Regions from separate parts of the Homo sapiens genome. Here region 2 is linked to region 1. The links are chromatin loops, found by intact Hi-C in ENCODE. Cell type or tissue: IMR-90. All regions are shown on one strand. Each heading gives the region's core, and the rest is flanking DNA. Links, peaks and the distances in the headings are about the cores only.

The links. A loop is a pair of places that touch in the nucleus more often than their neighbours do. Peaks named below come from ENCODE experiments on the same cell type or tissue, not always from the same donor. Only the 100,000 strongest peaks of a DNase experiment are listed, where the experiment ranks them.
Region 2: it touches region 1 in a loop (2.6-fold over the local background); 3 of 110 quality-filtered maps call a loop at or near these places.

Annotation. Positions count from the first base shown.
Region 1 is chr4:54,193,562-54,201,388 of GRCh38, forward strand. No RefSeq gene overlaps it. Among named protein-coding and RNA genes, the nearest start is that of PDGFRA, 32 kb to the right of the region's middle. In IMR-90, for the core only: no CTCF peak of the experiment used is centred there; a DNase peak (open chromatin) is centred at 3,870.
Region 2 is chr4:54,114,432-54,121,916 of GRCh38, forward strand. No RefSeq gene overlaps it. Among named protein-coding and RNA genes, the nearest start is that of GSX2, 18 kb to the left of the region's middle. In IMR-90, for the core only: no CTCF peak of the experiment used is centred there; no DNase peak of the experiment used is centred there.

The DNA.
Region 1 (7,827 bases), core at 1,443-6,442:
AATTGGCTTTTATTTGGAATTTATGAGTTAAGATAGCCTCTATTCTACAAAATAGAAGAATAGATTGGCAGGGGGCAAAAGAGAAGTGGGTTTTGTAAGGTGAGAACAAGGAAACAGAACAATAGAAATAAAGCTGATTGACCAATGTCAAGTTACTTCAGGTTACTTTTTTCCCTTTTCTTTCTTTCTTTTTTTTTTTTTTTTTTGAGACAAAGTCTCACTCTGTAGCCCAGCTGGAGTGCAGTGGCATGATCTTGGCTCACTGCAACCTCCTCCTCCTGGGTTCCAGCGATTCTCATGCCTCAGCCTCCACAGTAGCTGGGACTACAGGTGTGTGCCACCACACCCGGCTAATTTTTGTATTTTTAGTAGAGGTGGGGTTTCGCCATGTTGGCCAGGCTGGTCTCAAACTCCTGGTCTCAAACGATCCACCCACCTCGGCTTCCCAAAGTGCTGAAATTACAGACATGAGCTACCACACCCAGTCCAGATTACCTTTTTGTAAGGGTTAAAGCAGAGGGGACTTCCTTATCATGCTGTATAAAACTGGCCTGTTTAGGGATTTGGCTATTTTTCTTTCCTGATTTCTTGGAAGGTCAGATAAACAACTTAGTTTTGGCTTGGTTTAACTCCATTTTGGTCTGTTAGGCCTAGGGTAGGAGCCCAGTCTGAACCAATGCCCTCCTATTAAGTTTTATTTAATTAACACTGATGATGTTCATTTTGTATAATTTTTTTAACACACTCTAAGAAACCAGAATAATGTTGTTGTTTTAGAGATAGGATCTTGGTCTGTCACTCAGGCTGGAGTCTAGTGACATGATCGCAGTTCACTGCAGGCTCAAACTCTTGGGCTCAAGCAATGATGATGTTCAGCTGGATCACATGATTACTGTGGTGTCTGCCCGCTTTTTCACTGTAAAGAGACTCTCTTTTCCTTTATAATGAATAACTATGTAAATGTCCCATCCCTTCAAACTCTTAATTTACTCATGTTTTAATGTACATCTGAATGGGCTCATGATTTCTATTTTAGCAAATAGATTATAATTTGTTACTATAATTATTTAATTTAATGTTCAAATCCTGACCACACCGGCCAGGGGAAGCCCATTCAAGTTCACTTCTGTGTCCTTTGACAGATCCTCATCATTGTTGGAGTACTGTCTTGATTTCTGGTACAAGATGTTCCAGGCTCATCGTGTGCATTCTCAGTCTTAACTCTAGAATCTGCCAGCTCTCCAAGAAGTCCTCATTCCTTTTAGTGAAAAACAATATTTAGAAACCAGATCTGAGCACTAGGTGTGTTCATTGCTCATGGGGTGTCGCTGCTCTCGGCACACGGAGCTAGGGAATAGAAATGTATATGCATATATACACATTTAAAACTATATTATTCGTTGATCTCTATATATGATAAACTTTAAGTTTTCACCAACACATCTAATTCTGGTTCAACAATTCAGAATTTATCCTAGTTTTCCTTATTTCCATAGAGACCTGGCTGTCATTATTCTTATCGCATTTATTTATTTGATCAATCCTCTGGAGTACGGCTAATATCCCATCTCATTCTCCCATGTGACAGGCTTTCTCTCCTGTTTGAGTCCTGACTTCCCATGCCAGAGGCTGCCCTGCTTCATGGACAACTTGCTCACCTCTCCTGGGTGCTGACACCCCACATCCCTTCACCTGGCATCCCACTTATGCATCCTGCCCAGGCTCTGCTTCCTCATGCTGGGCCACTGTGGATTCCTCTGTCTCCCAACCTTGGAGGTCTACCATGCTCAATTTACCTAAAAATTAGAGGGAGGGGGAGAAGAGAGAAGGGAGGTAGAAGTGTAGGGAAGTGAGAAGTGGAAGGCAGATGAAGGAGGGAGGGGAGGGAATAGAAGAGAAGTGGGGTGGGTAGAAGGAGAATGGAAGAGAGGAGGAAGAGGGGGAAAAGAAAGAGAATGAAGAGGGAGGGAAGGGTAAAGAGAAGGGTGGAAGAGAGGAAAGGTGAGGAAAAATGTGTAATTTTTAATCTCTTTAAAAAAGGCAATGGCTAGGCTGGGCATGGTGGCTCACGCCTGTAATCCCAGCACTTTGGGAAGCCAAGACAGGCGGATCACTTGAAGTCAAGAGTTCAAGACCAGCCTGGCCAACATGGTGAAACACTGTCTCTACTAAAAATACAAAAATTAGCTGGGCATGGTGATGCATGCCTGTAGTCCCAGCTACTCGAAAGGCTGAGGCAGGAGTATTGCTTGAACTAGGAAGGCGGAGGTTGCAGTGAGCCAAGATTGGGCCACTGCACTCCAGCCTGGGGGTGACAGAGCTAAACTCCGTCTCAAAAAAAAAAAAGAAAAAAAGGCAATGTCCAGGTGCGATGGCTCATGCCTATAATCCCAGCACGTTGGGAGGCCAAGGTGGGAGGATCACATGAGTTTGAGACCAGCCTGGACAACATAGTGAGACCCTGTCTCTACAAAAAAAAATTTTTAATTAGCCAAACATGGTGGCATGAGCTTTAGTCCCAGCTAATTGGGAGGCTGAGGTGTGAGGATCCCTTGAGCTCAGGAGGTTGAGGCTGCAATGAGCCATGTGGGCCTCTGTACTCTAGCCTGGGTGATAAAGTGAGAGTCTGTCTCAATCAATCAACCAATCAATAAAAATTAAAAAAGCAAAGGCAAACATGATAAAATGTTAAGTTTTGACAAAGGCTGGGTAATGGCTAAATGAGTGTTTGGTGGGTTTTTTTTCTTTCTTTTTTTGTATCGTCTGTGGTTTGCTTTTCATACTATGTGTGATAGGGTTTCCTTCTTCTTGAATTATTTCCATGCCATTATGGACTGACATTCTTATAAATATACTAAAAATGAATAAATAGAAAAGTGAAATAGCAAACCAAAGACATGTAAAATATAGGCTCCCCAATTTTTATTATTAGATTCAAGAGACATAAGATTATTCTGTGAAAGCACTATGAAATTTTCTAAATGCATTCTCTCAATTTCTTCGTTTCTCCACTGACCAGTAGTAAGAGCCATGAGGAGCACTGTCTGTTAGCAACCCACAGTTTGAGTAACACTGTAGTCTAGATTTTTTCTTGCTCGACATATGACTTTTAAAAATAAGATGAAAAACAGGCCAGGTGCGGTGGCTCACACCTCTAGTCCCAGCACTTTGGGAGGCCGAGGTGGGCAGATCATGAGGTCAGGAGTTCAAGACCAGCCTGGCCAAGATGGTGAAACCCCATCTCTACTAAAAATACAAAACTTAGCCAGGTGTAGTGGTGGGTGCCTGTAATCCCACCTACTCGGGAGGCTGAGGCAGGAGAACTGCTTGAACCCAGGAGGCAGAAGTTGCAGTGAGCCAAGATGGTGTCACCGCACTCCAGCCTAGGCGACAGAGTGAGACTCCGTCTCAAAAAAAAAAAAAAAAGAAAAAAAAGATAAAAAACAAAGACTAAGAGTCTGGCTTCTGCTTCGAAAAGTCACAGCTGTGTTCATGAATTTGTGGGTGACTAGGTGAGGCCTTCTGCAGGCATTCATTCCACTGCCAAAGCATCCTGCCAAAATAATGGTGTTTAGGGACTGGTAAGCTGCCCTGACCTTGACTTCCTGGAATCCAGGGATGAAAGAAACAAAAGAGACAGAGAGCAGACTGGGAGAACCAAAGGGACAGAAGCCCAGGCAGACAGAAGCCCATTAGAAGGCTCCTTACAGAACACAAAAACTTCTAAGCAGAGAGAGGAGATGGGCAGGCCATTGTAAAGAGATTACTTTCAAAAAATTGCATCTGTGGGTCTGGATCTTCCCCAGACAAGGCAGTCTCCTTTCCAGTCATTCCTGGTCCATGAGCCTGAGTAACTTGGAGTGTTGGCAGCTACTCTGAAAACCACGCCTTTGGCTCCACGTTTTGCAGACAGTGACTACCCCCTGAGAGCCTTGTCTCCTGTCATCTGTGTGGAGATTCTGCAGTCCCCATTGTTCTGGGATCCTGTAAACAAAATCACAGTGGAAGAGGGGAGATAAAGAACAGATGTGACCAGCACATCTGAAATACAAAACAAAGCACGACAGAAAACAAGGGCGCTGCACAGTTTTCTCCACAGTGGGGATCAGGTTTCTATGGGGTTTGACTTCGCCTTGGCACAGGGCGCTCTGAGTGGGTAGTGAGCGTGCTCAGCACAGGAAGAAAGGGGCTCTCTGTGGTGTTCATTTTGAAGGTTTATGTTTTTAGAGCAGCCATTTTGATTTGAAAAATGTGTCAGCTTAATGCCTTCTCCCCAGGGGCCTGAAAGACCATTTCTTTAAGTGTGAATTTCCCAGCAAAATATTTACTAGATTTTTGGGCTTTTTTTTTTTTTTTAAGTATAGTTAACCTGGAATTTTCCCTAATAGTTAGAAGTGTTTTTTTCTTTAAATGAACCCTTTAGCGCAGTCGTGTAGAAAATACTATTCTTCATATTTCCTCTGCTAGAAGGCTTTATGTTGCATTTTCCTTCCCCCAATGGCATTTTTATCCATGCCTGACAAGCCACTTTGACAGGTGGCCCTGGGAATTCTCTAGAGGCCAGGATGAGGTCTGGATACCATTCCTGGGTGGTCTGAGAGCAGGGTATTTAAAGCTAACTTTTCACATTCTGGGTCTGGAATTGTTTCTGAATCCATTCCTCAGAGGTCTGCTGCTTGTTCTATGAGACTTTTCCTTCCAGTATATGAACTGGGATTTTGGCTGCATGTGCTCATTAAGAAAACCATGTCACTTGTCTCAAGTGTAAAAAAGAGTGTTTCAAATGTTCCTGGAAAACTTTCAGCTGGTCTACCTCCATGCCTAGGTCCTTCTTATAATTTCCCGTATTCCTCCCTGCCCGGGTTGTCCATCAGAGTTATTTCTGAGGCAGAATGACTGCCATGGTTCAGCCAGGCAGACTGGCTGCCTGTAGGTGATGGGTAAAGTCATTGATTTGGATGACTGACTGACACTGTAGAGTTCCTTAGAGAAGGGGCTCAGGGGTGAGGAAGGTGTTCCTAGGCTGGATTTCTATTAGTGTGGCCAAGACAGAAGATTTATAACAACCCTTCAAGGATTTAATACCCTTTTGTGGATATGATCCCAGAGGATCTTATTAATGCAGAGGCTCATTCTAAAGCGAAGAAACTCAATAGACATAAAAGCAGGGGGGAAAAAACCTAGCCTTTATTCCCAAAGATTTACTTAGGATGGAATTTTTTTTTCTTTTTTTTTTGAGATGATGTCTTGCTTTACTACCCAGGCTGGAGTGCAGTGGCACGATCTCAGCTCACTGTAACCTCCACCTCCCAGGTTCAGGCAGTTCTCTGCCTCAGCCTCCCAAGTAGCTGGGATTACAGGTGCCCACCACCACGCCCGGCTAATTTTTATATTTTCAGTAGAGATGAGGTTTCACCATCTTGGCCAGGCTGGTCTCGAACTCCTCACCGCGGGTGATCCACCCGCCTTGGCCTCCCAAAGTGCTGGGATTACAGGCATAAACCACCGTGCCTGGCTAGGATGGAATTTTTTTTAATGAAGCCCCATTCACGTGTAATTTCTTAAATGTTTTTGAGCCTATTTACCTAATTATTTTATCTTCTATTTTTTAATTGACAAATAAAAATTGTATATATTTATGGCATACAACATAATGTTTTGAAATTTGGAGTGGCTAAATCAAGCTAATTAGCCTATGTATTACCTTACGTTATTTATTATAATTTTTAATTGAAAAAATGTTTGGTGTGATCCTTTTGGATTTGTTGTCAGCATCAGCATGGCTATGAACATACACAACTAAGCACTTAGAGACTGTTCTGAGTTCTTCAGGATATTTTTTTCTGTTTTTTCCTTTCTTTTCTTTCTTTCTTTCTTTCTTTTTTTTTTTTTCTTTTGAGATGGAGTCTCGCTCCGTTGCCGAGGCTAGAGTGCAGTGGTGCAATCTTGGCTCACTGCAACCTCCGCCTCCCAGGTCCAAGTGATTCTCCTGCTTCAGCCTCCCAGGTAGCTGGGACTACAGATACCTGTTGCCATGCCTGGCTAATTTTTGTATTTTTAGTAGAGATGGGGTTTCACTATGTTGGCCAGGCTGGTCTTGAACTCCTGACCTCAAGTGATCCACCTGCCTCAGCCTCCCAAGTGTAGGGATTACAGGCGTGAGCCACTCTGTTTTTTCCTTTCTCATCTATTTTGTGAAAGAAGGTAGTCCTAAAGTTATGGCACTGGGCAACACCGACCTCAGGGGATTAAGGACTATTAACCTGCATTCAAAACAATATCACTCTTCTTTAAAATAAATAAATAAATTGAAACAGGGTCTCACTCTGTTGCCCAGTTTGGAGTGCAGTGGCATGATCATGACTCACTGCAACCTAGACCTCCAGGGCTCAAGCAATTCTGCCACCTCAGCCTCCCGAGTAGTTGGGATTACAGGCGTGTGCCACCATGCCCGGTAAATTTTTGTTTTTTGTTTTTGTCTTTTTATATTTTTTTTTGGTAGAGACAGGGTTTTGCCATGTTGCCAAACAGGTCTTAAACACCTGGGCCCAAGCAATCCACCACCTCAGCTTCCAAAATTGCTGGGATTAGAGGTGTGTCTGGCCACAGTATGACTCTTAAGGGAATGAAAAGACAAGACTGGGAGAAATTCTTTGTAAAACATGTATCTGATAAAGAATTTAGGCCAGGCTCATTGGCTGATGCCTGTAATCCCAGCACTTTGGGAGACCGAGGTGGGTGGGTCACGAAGTCAGGAGTTCAAGAACAGCCTGGCCAAGATGGTGAAACCCCATCTCTACTAAAAATACAAAAATTAGCTAGGTGTGGTGGTGGGTGTCTGTAATCCCAGCTACTTGGGAGGCTGAGGAAGGAGAATTGCTTGAACCTGGGAGGTGGAGGTTGCAGTGAGCCGAGATCGTGCCACTCCACTCCAGTCTTGGCAACAGAGCAAGACTCCATCTCAAAACATATATATATATATATATATATATATATATATATATATATATATATATATATACACACACATATATATACACACACACACATATATATACATATATGTGTGTATATATATATATCTGATAAAGAATTTGTATCCAAAATATACCAAGAACCCTTAAAACTCAGCAATTAAAGATTTTAATTAAAAATGGACAAAAGAGCTGAACAGACACCTCACAAAAAAAGATATGCAGATGGAACAAACATGAAATGATGCAATACATTATATGCCATTAAGGAATTGCAAATTAAAACAACAATGAGATATCACTGCACACCTATTAGAATGGTAAAAACATATTTTAAAAAACACTGACACCACCAAATGCTGGGTGAGGATGTGGAGCACCAGGAACTCTCATTCATTCCTGGTTGTAAATGCAAAATGGTACAACCATTTTGGAGGACAGTCCGGCAGTTTCTTACAAAGCTAAACAGTCTTACTACATGATCTAGCAATTGTGCTCCTGGGTTTTTACCCAAATGAATTAAAAACTTATGTCTACTCAAAAAGTTGCACATTGATATTCATAGCAGCTTTATTCATAATTGCCCAAAACTGGAAACAGTCAAGATGTCCTTTGAGAAGTGAATGAGTAAATGGTAGTACATCCATAAAATGGAATGTTATGTGATGATAAAAAGGAAATGAGCTATCAACTCATGAAAAGACATGGAGGAAACTCAAATGCATATTTCTAAAAGTAGCTAGTCTATAAAGGCTACATATACATACTTTATGATTCCACATATACGACATTCTGGAAAAGGAAAAGCTTAGAGGCAGTACAACGATCAGTGGTTGCCAGGGGTTGGGGAGGA
Region 2 (7,485 bases), core at 776-5,775, 80 kb before region 1:
TTCAACCTGTAATGACAAAATTTGAGGAAAAACTAGGTTTTTATCCTTAGGCTGTGTTGATTTCAGCAAACCAAAGTGATATTTAAGCAAATATTCTTTAATTATCTGATTGATAAACATAAAGCTCTTGAGCAAATGTGAGCCCAAAACACAAAATAGACAAACAACTCTGCCTCTTTTCTCTCACAGCATATTTTATGATCTGTGTAACTGTATTAGCCCCTCCGAACTTCTACTTGATTTCTCCCCCAAAGGCAAAGCATCTGGAAGGGTCACTGAGCCAGGAATTTCTGTATATCTTAGTTATACATATGCACTAAAATAAGATTTTAAAAATTGTGGTTAAAAAACAAATCATAAAAGTTACCATGTTAACAATATTTTTTTTTTTTGGAGATTGAGTCCAGCTCTGTCGCCCAGGCTAGAGTACAGTGGCGTAATCCTGGCTCACTGCAACCTCCACCTTCCGTGTTCAAGCAATTCTCCTGCTTCAGCCTCCCGAGTAGCTGGCATTACAGGTGCGCACCACCTTGCCCAGCTAATTTTTGTATTTTTGGTAGAGATGGGGTTTCACCATGTTGGCCAGGCTGGTCTCGAACTCCTGACCTCAGGTGATCCACCCACCTCGGCCTCCCAAAGTGCTAGGATTACAGGCATGAACCACCACGCCTAGCCCATAATTAACCTTTTTTAAGTATACGGTTCAGTAGTGTTAAGCATATTTACATTGTTATGAAATAGATCACCAGTACTTTTTCATCTTGCAGAACTGAAATTCTATATCCATTAAACAACATCTCCCCATTTTCCCTTTCCCTCATCCCCTGGTAACAGCCATTCTACTTTCTATATCAATGAATTCGACTATTTTGGATACCTTATATAGGAAGAATCACACGGTGTTTGTTCTTTTGTAACTGGCTTGTTTCACTTAGCATAATGTCCTCAAGGGTAATCTATGCTGTTGCATGTGACAGGATTTCTTTCCTTCTTAAGGCTGCATAGTATTCCATTGTGCATACATATTGCATTTTGTCTATTGATTCATCCATGGATGGACATTTAGTTTGTTCCCAACTCTTCGCTATTGTTAATAGTGCTGCTAGATATAGGGGTTTGCAAATCTCTCTTCAAAACCCTGATTTCAGTTCTTTTGGAGATATATTCAGAAGTGGGATTGCTAGACCATACGGTAGTTCTGTTTTAACTTTTTGAAGAACCACCATACTGTTTTCCACCGTGGTTGTACCATTTTATAGTCATACCAACAGTGTTCAAGGGTCCAGGCCTCTCCATATTCCTGCCAATACTTGCTGTTTTCTGGGGTTTTGCTTGTTTGTTGTTTTTGATATTCTAAGAGGTGTAAAGTGATATCTCATTGTGGTTTTGATTTGCTTTTCTCTGATGATTAGTCATGTTGAGCATCTTTGCATATGCTTGATGGTCATTTGTGTATTATCATTGGAGAAATGTCTACTCAAGCAGATCCTTTATCCATTTTTTTCACTTTTATTTTAGGGTCAGGGCTACATGTGCAGGTTTGTGATATAGGTAAGCTGTGTCTCACAGGAGTTTGGTGTACGGATTATTTTGTCACTCATATAATCAGCATAGTACCAGATAGGTAGTTTGGCCATCCTCACCCTCCTCCCACCCTCTACCCTCAGGTAGGTCCTGGTGTCTGTTGTTCCCTTATTTGTGTTCATGTGCACTCATTGTTTAGCTCCCACTTATAAGTGAGAACATGCAGTATTTGGCTTTCTGTTTCTGTATTTGCTTAGGATAATGGCCTCTAGCTCCATCCATGTTGCTGCAAAGGACATGATCTTATTTATTTTTATTTTTTTTGAGACAGAGTCTCGCTGTGTCACCCAGGGTGGAGTGCAGTGGCATGATCTTGGCTCACTGCAACCTCCACCTCCCGGCTCCAAGTCATTCTCCTTCCTCAGCCTCCTGAGTAGCTGGGATTACAGGCACCTGCCACCACAGCCAGCTGTTTTGTATTTTTAGTAGAGACAGGGTTTTACCATGTTGGCCAGGCTGGTCTTGAATTCCTGACCTCATTATCTGCCTGCCAAAGTGCTGCGATTACAGGCATGAGCCACCGCACCCGGCGATCTCACTCATTTTTATAGCCACACAGTATTCCATGCCTTTACCCACTTTTAAAATGGGTTATTTGATTTTTTTATTGTTGTTGAGTTGTAGTTGTTTATATATTCTGGATCCCTTATCAGATATAGGATTTCAAAATATTTTCTCCCATTCCATAGGTTCCCTTTTCACTCTGTGGACTGTGTCCTTTGATGAGCAAAAGTTTTTGAGTTTGATGTAGTTCCATTTGTCTTTTTTTTCTTTTGTTGCTCGTGCTTTTGGTGTCATATCCAAAGGAAGAAATCATTATCTAATATTTATCATTATCCAGTGATATCCACTAAATCATTGCCAAATCCAACATCATGAAGCTTTTCCCCTATGTTTTCTTCTAGGAGTTTTATAGGTCTAGGCCTCATGTTTAGATCTTTAATCCATTTTGAGTCCATTTTTTTTTTTTTTTTTTTTTTTTTGAGACGGAGTCTCCCTGTCACCCAGGCTGGAGTGCAGTGGCGCGATCTCGGCTCACTGCAGGCTCCGCCCCCCGGGGTTCACGCCATTCTCCTGCCTCAGCCTCCCGAGTAGCTGGGACTACAGGCGCCCGCTACCTCGCCCGGCTAATTTTTTGTATTTTTAGTAGAGACGGGGTTTCACTGTGTTAGCCAGGATGGTCTCGATCTCCTGACCTCGTGATCCACCCGCCTCGGCCTCCCAAAGTGCTGGGATAACAGGCGTGAGCCACCGCGCCCGGCCTTGAGTCCATTTTTGTATATGGTATAAGATAAAGGTCCAACTTTATTCTTTTGCATGTGGACATCTAGTTTTCTCTTTCTTTCTTTTTTTCTGTTTTTTTTTTTTGACAGAGTCTCGCTCTGTCGCCCAGGCTGGAGTGCAGTGGCATGATCTAGGTTCACTGCAACCTCCACCTCCTGGGTTCAAGTGATTCTCCTGCCTCAGCCTCCTATGTAGCTGGGATTACAGGCATGTGCCACCACGCCCGGCTAACTTTTGTATTTTTATTAGAGACGGGGTTTCACCATGTTGGCCAGGCTGGTCTCAAACTCCTGACCTCAGGTGATCCGCCTGTCTTGGCCTCCCAAGGTGCTGGGATTACAAGCGTGAGCCACCGCGCCTGGCCTGACATCCAGTTTTCTTGACACTATTTGTTAAGGAGTCTGTCCTTTCCCTATTGAGTATGGCTGGAAGCCTTGTTGAAAATCATTTGACCATATGAGAGGGTTTATTTCTGAGTTCTCTATTTTCTTCCACTAGTCTCTATATCTGTCTTTATGCCAGTACCAGTCTATTTTGATTACCATACCTTTGCAGAAAATTTTTAAATCAGAAAATATGAGACTTCTAACTTTCTTCTTTTTCAAGATTGTTTTGGCTATTTGGTGGTTCCTTGAGATTCTACATGAATTTTAAGATGGACTTTTCTATTTTTGCAAAAAAAAATGTCATTGGGATTTTGATAGGAATTGCATTGCATCTGTAGATCACTTTGGGTAATATTGACATCCTAACAATACCAAGTCTTCCATGAACACCAGATGTCTTTCCATTTACTTATTTCTTTCAACAACATTTCATAGTTTTCAGTATACAAGTCTTTTGGGGGGCCACTTTAAACAGTGAAATCATCTACATGGAAAGCACAACATATAAACAATGTGGCAATAACTAGACCAAAAATAGGACACTTATTTACATTAGAAGAGCTGAAACAAAGAAGACAGGCATTGCCTTATTTCTTCTGATTGGATTGTGAACCTCAAGGGACTCAAAGATTTTGCTGCTCTGAGCATGTTCACAAATAATTACAGAATTACCATATAGATTTTGGAGTTACAAATAAATTGTAGCAAGTAGGTGACTTTACAAATATAGAATCTGTAAATAATGAGAATAAAGTGTATACAGAAGTAAAGTAAAAGGCAACAATAGCACAGAAACTGGGAGAGAAAAATGGAAGCACACTGTTGTAAGGCTTTTATATAATAGGCCAAATTCTTCTACAAAAGGTGGTCTAGGCCAGGTGTGGTGGCTCACGCTTGTAATCCCAGCACTTTGGGAGGCTGAGTTGGGTGGATCATTTGAGATCAGGAGCTCGAGATCAGCCTGGCCAACATGGTGAAACCCTGTCTCTACTAAAAATACAAAAATTAGCTGGGCGTGGTGGCACAGACCTGTAATCCCAGCTACTTGGGAGCTGAGGCAGGAGAATCACTTGAACCCGGGAGGCAGAGGTTGCAGTGAGCCAAGATTGCACCACTGCACTCCAGCCTGGGCAAGAGAGCAAGACTCCGTCTCGATTAAAAAATAAATCAATAAAAAGGTAGTCTAATATTATTTGAAAAGAGACTGATAAGTTAAGAAGGTACACTGTAGACTTTGCAGGGTGTAGTTGTGTGTACCCATAGTCCCAGCTACTTGAGAGGCTGAGGTGGGAAGATCGCTTGAGCTCTGGAATTCCAGGCTGCAGTGAGCTGCGATTGCACCACTGCACTGCAGTCTGGGTGATGGAAGTGAGATCATGTCTGTAAAAAAGAAAGAGAAAAAAGAACAAGTGAGGAATGTACACTGTAGACCCCAAAGCCACAAACCCAGACAAAAGAGAACAAATAAAAAGAGATACAACCAATAAGCTAATAAAGACTATAAAATGAAATATTAAAAAGTAGTGCTAGTGAGAGATAAAGAATTAAAGGAACTAAAAAGTCCACTAATGAAAGCGTAATGACTGAAGCAAGAAATAGACCAAATGTGAAGTGTTGGTTTATATTCTGAGCATATTAGGAGAAAGGCAAACTGGAATCTATTCTGGGGAAAATAGCCAGGACATGCAGTCTTGTTGCTTTTGCCCCCTGCTTGTCTCTCCAAAGATGATGATGAGCTCATCTCCTCTTTTTTCAATCCTAATGACCAAGAGCTTATATTATTGAGAAGTAACGGTTCTGAGATATGGCAATTGTTAGTCAAGGAAACAATTCTTCCAAGTGTGATTAGTTTGTGATAATTAGCTGGTGTTACTATGTCGAAATGATTTGAACTGTTTTAGTAAACTATGCAGGGCTACTGAGCAATGCAAACACAGTTTTATGATTGTAAGTAAACTTTAAAAAATTACTCCTGGATATATATCCAGAGTCAATGTGGATAGCCTTGCTAAAGAGATGAAGATTATGTTAGTATTTGTAAAAACCTCAAAGAATCCAAAGATATCTTTAAAGAAACATATATATATTATTTTCTTTTGAGACAGGATCTCACTGTGTCCCCCAGGCTGGAGTGCAGTGGCATGATCATGGCTCACTTCAGCCTTAAGCTCCTGGGCTCAAGCGATTCTTCTACCTCAGTCTTCTGAGTAGCTGGGACTACAGGCACGTGCCAACATGATCGGGTAATTTTTTTGTTTTGTTTTGTTTTGTTTTTTGTATTTTTTGTAGGGACGGCATTTTACCATGTTGCCCATGCTGGTCTTGAACTGCTGAGCCCAAGCAATCCACCTGCCTCAGCCTCCCAAGGTGCTGAGATTACAGGTGTGAGCTACCACACCTGGCCAAGAAACCACATTTTTTTAAAAATCTGGAAATATAGTCACCTGTGTATTGAGAAGAAGCTTACCAAGATGAGGTTTTATTTATTTAATTAATTAATTTATTGTTTTTGAGATGAGGTCTCACTCTGTCACCCAGGCTGAGGTATAGAGGCATTATCACAGCTCACTGCAGCCTCAATCTCCCAGGCTCAAGCAATTCTTCCACCTCAGCCTCCTAAGTAGCTGGGAATGCAGGCAAGCACCACCATGCCCAGTTACTTTTTAAATTATTATTATTTTGTTTTGTAGAGACAGGGTCTTGCTATGTTGCCCAAGCTGGTCTTGAATGTCTAGGCTCAAGCAATCCTCCTGCCTCAGCCTCCCAGAGTGCTGGGATTACAGGTGTGAGCCACCATGCCCAGCCCCAACAATTGTATATATGAGTTACAGTTGATCTAAAATTTCACCAACTCTGTAGACTCAGGCTTCTTAACTTTTGGCAATCCAGTGGGTGTAAAATATAATTCCTTATGGTCTTATTTTGCTAATTACTAGTGAGTTTGAGGAACTTTCATATCTCTTTTCACCATTCATATTTTCTCTTTTGTGAGATGCCTGCTCATACTTCCTGTCCAGAACTATATTGCATCATGTGTGTTTTACTGATTTACTGTTTTATGGATTACTAATTTTTTGGACTTTGGATATTCTGGATACTAACCCTTCAATGATTATAAGTGTAGCAAATAGCTTCTTTATTTCTCTATGGTGCCTTTTAAAGAACAAAAGTTCTTTTTTTTTTTCTTTTTTTGAGACAGAGTCTCACTCTGTCACCCAGGGTGCAGTGCAGTGGCGTGATCTTGGCTCACTGCAACCTCCACCTCCTGGGTTCAAGTGATTCTTGTGCCTCAGCCTCCTGAGTAGCTGGGATTACAGGCGTGCACCACCATACTCAGTTTTTGTATTTTTTAGTAGAGATGGGGTTTCACCATGTTGGCCAGGCTGATCTCAAACTCCTGGCCTCAAGTGATCCGCCCGTCTCCGCCTCACAAGTGCTGGGATTACAGGCGTGAGCCACCGTGCCTGGCTAAAAGTTCTTAATTTTAATGTAGCTGAATTTATCTGTGCCTTTCAATCTTGTTTAAGAAATACTTCCCTACCTTAAGGTTATAAAAATATTATCCTATAACGTTCTCTAAGAGAATTCAAGTTTTGTATATAATACAGCAGAGACTGCTTCTGTGTATGATATATAAGTATATGATTTTCTTTGTTTTTTTTCATAACCTATTGTCCCAACACCATTTACTGAATAGTTCACCATTTTTGTCATAAATCAAGTGTCCACGTAAGTGTGGGCCTTTTTTTTCAGGCTTTCAATTTTGTTCAGATGATTACTTTGTCTATCTGAACTGATACTAAGCTGTGTTAAGTACTATGTCATCTATGATAAGTCTTGCTATCTGACAGGGCATGTCCTCACTCATGTTTTTTGTTGTTGTTGTTCTTCAGGGCTATTTTAATTATTTTGGGGTCTTTTATCTGTTACATAAATTTTAGAGTCAGCTTAAGTTACTCAAATACTCCTTTTGGGATTTTTATAGGAAAAGCATTGAGTCTGTAGGTAAATGTGGGGGATGTTGTGAAGTGTAGTGTGTAATTGTATAATTATATACATTGTATAATACTAAGTGTTCTCTCATCAATGCAGTGTGTTTCTCCTTTGTAGTCTTCTTCATATCTTTTATTTCTAGGTACTTATATTTATTACTGCTATTGTAAGTTTTATCTTTTGAAATTTTGAAATCATTTTATACTCCTAAAGGTGTAAAAATAGCATAAAGAATTCC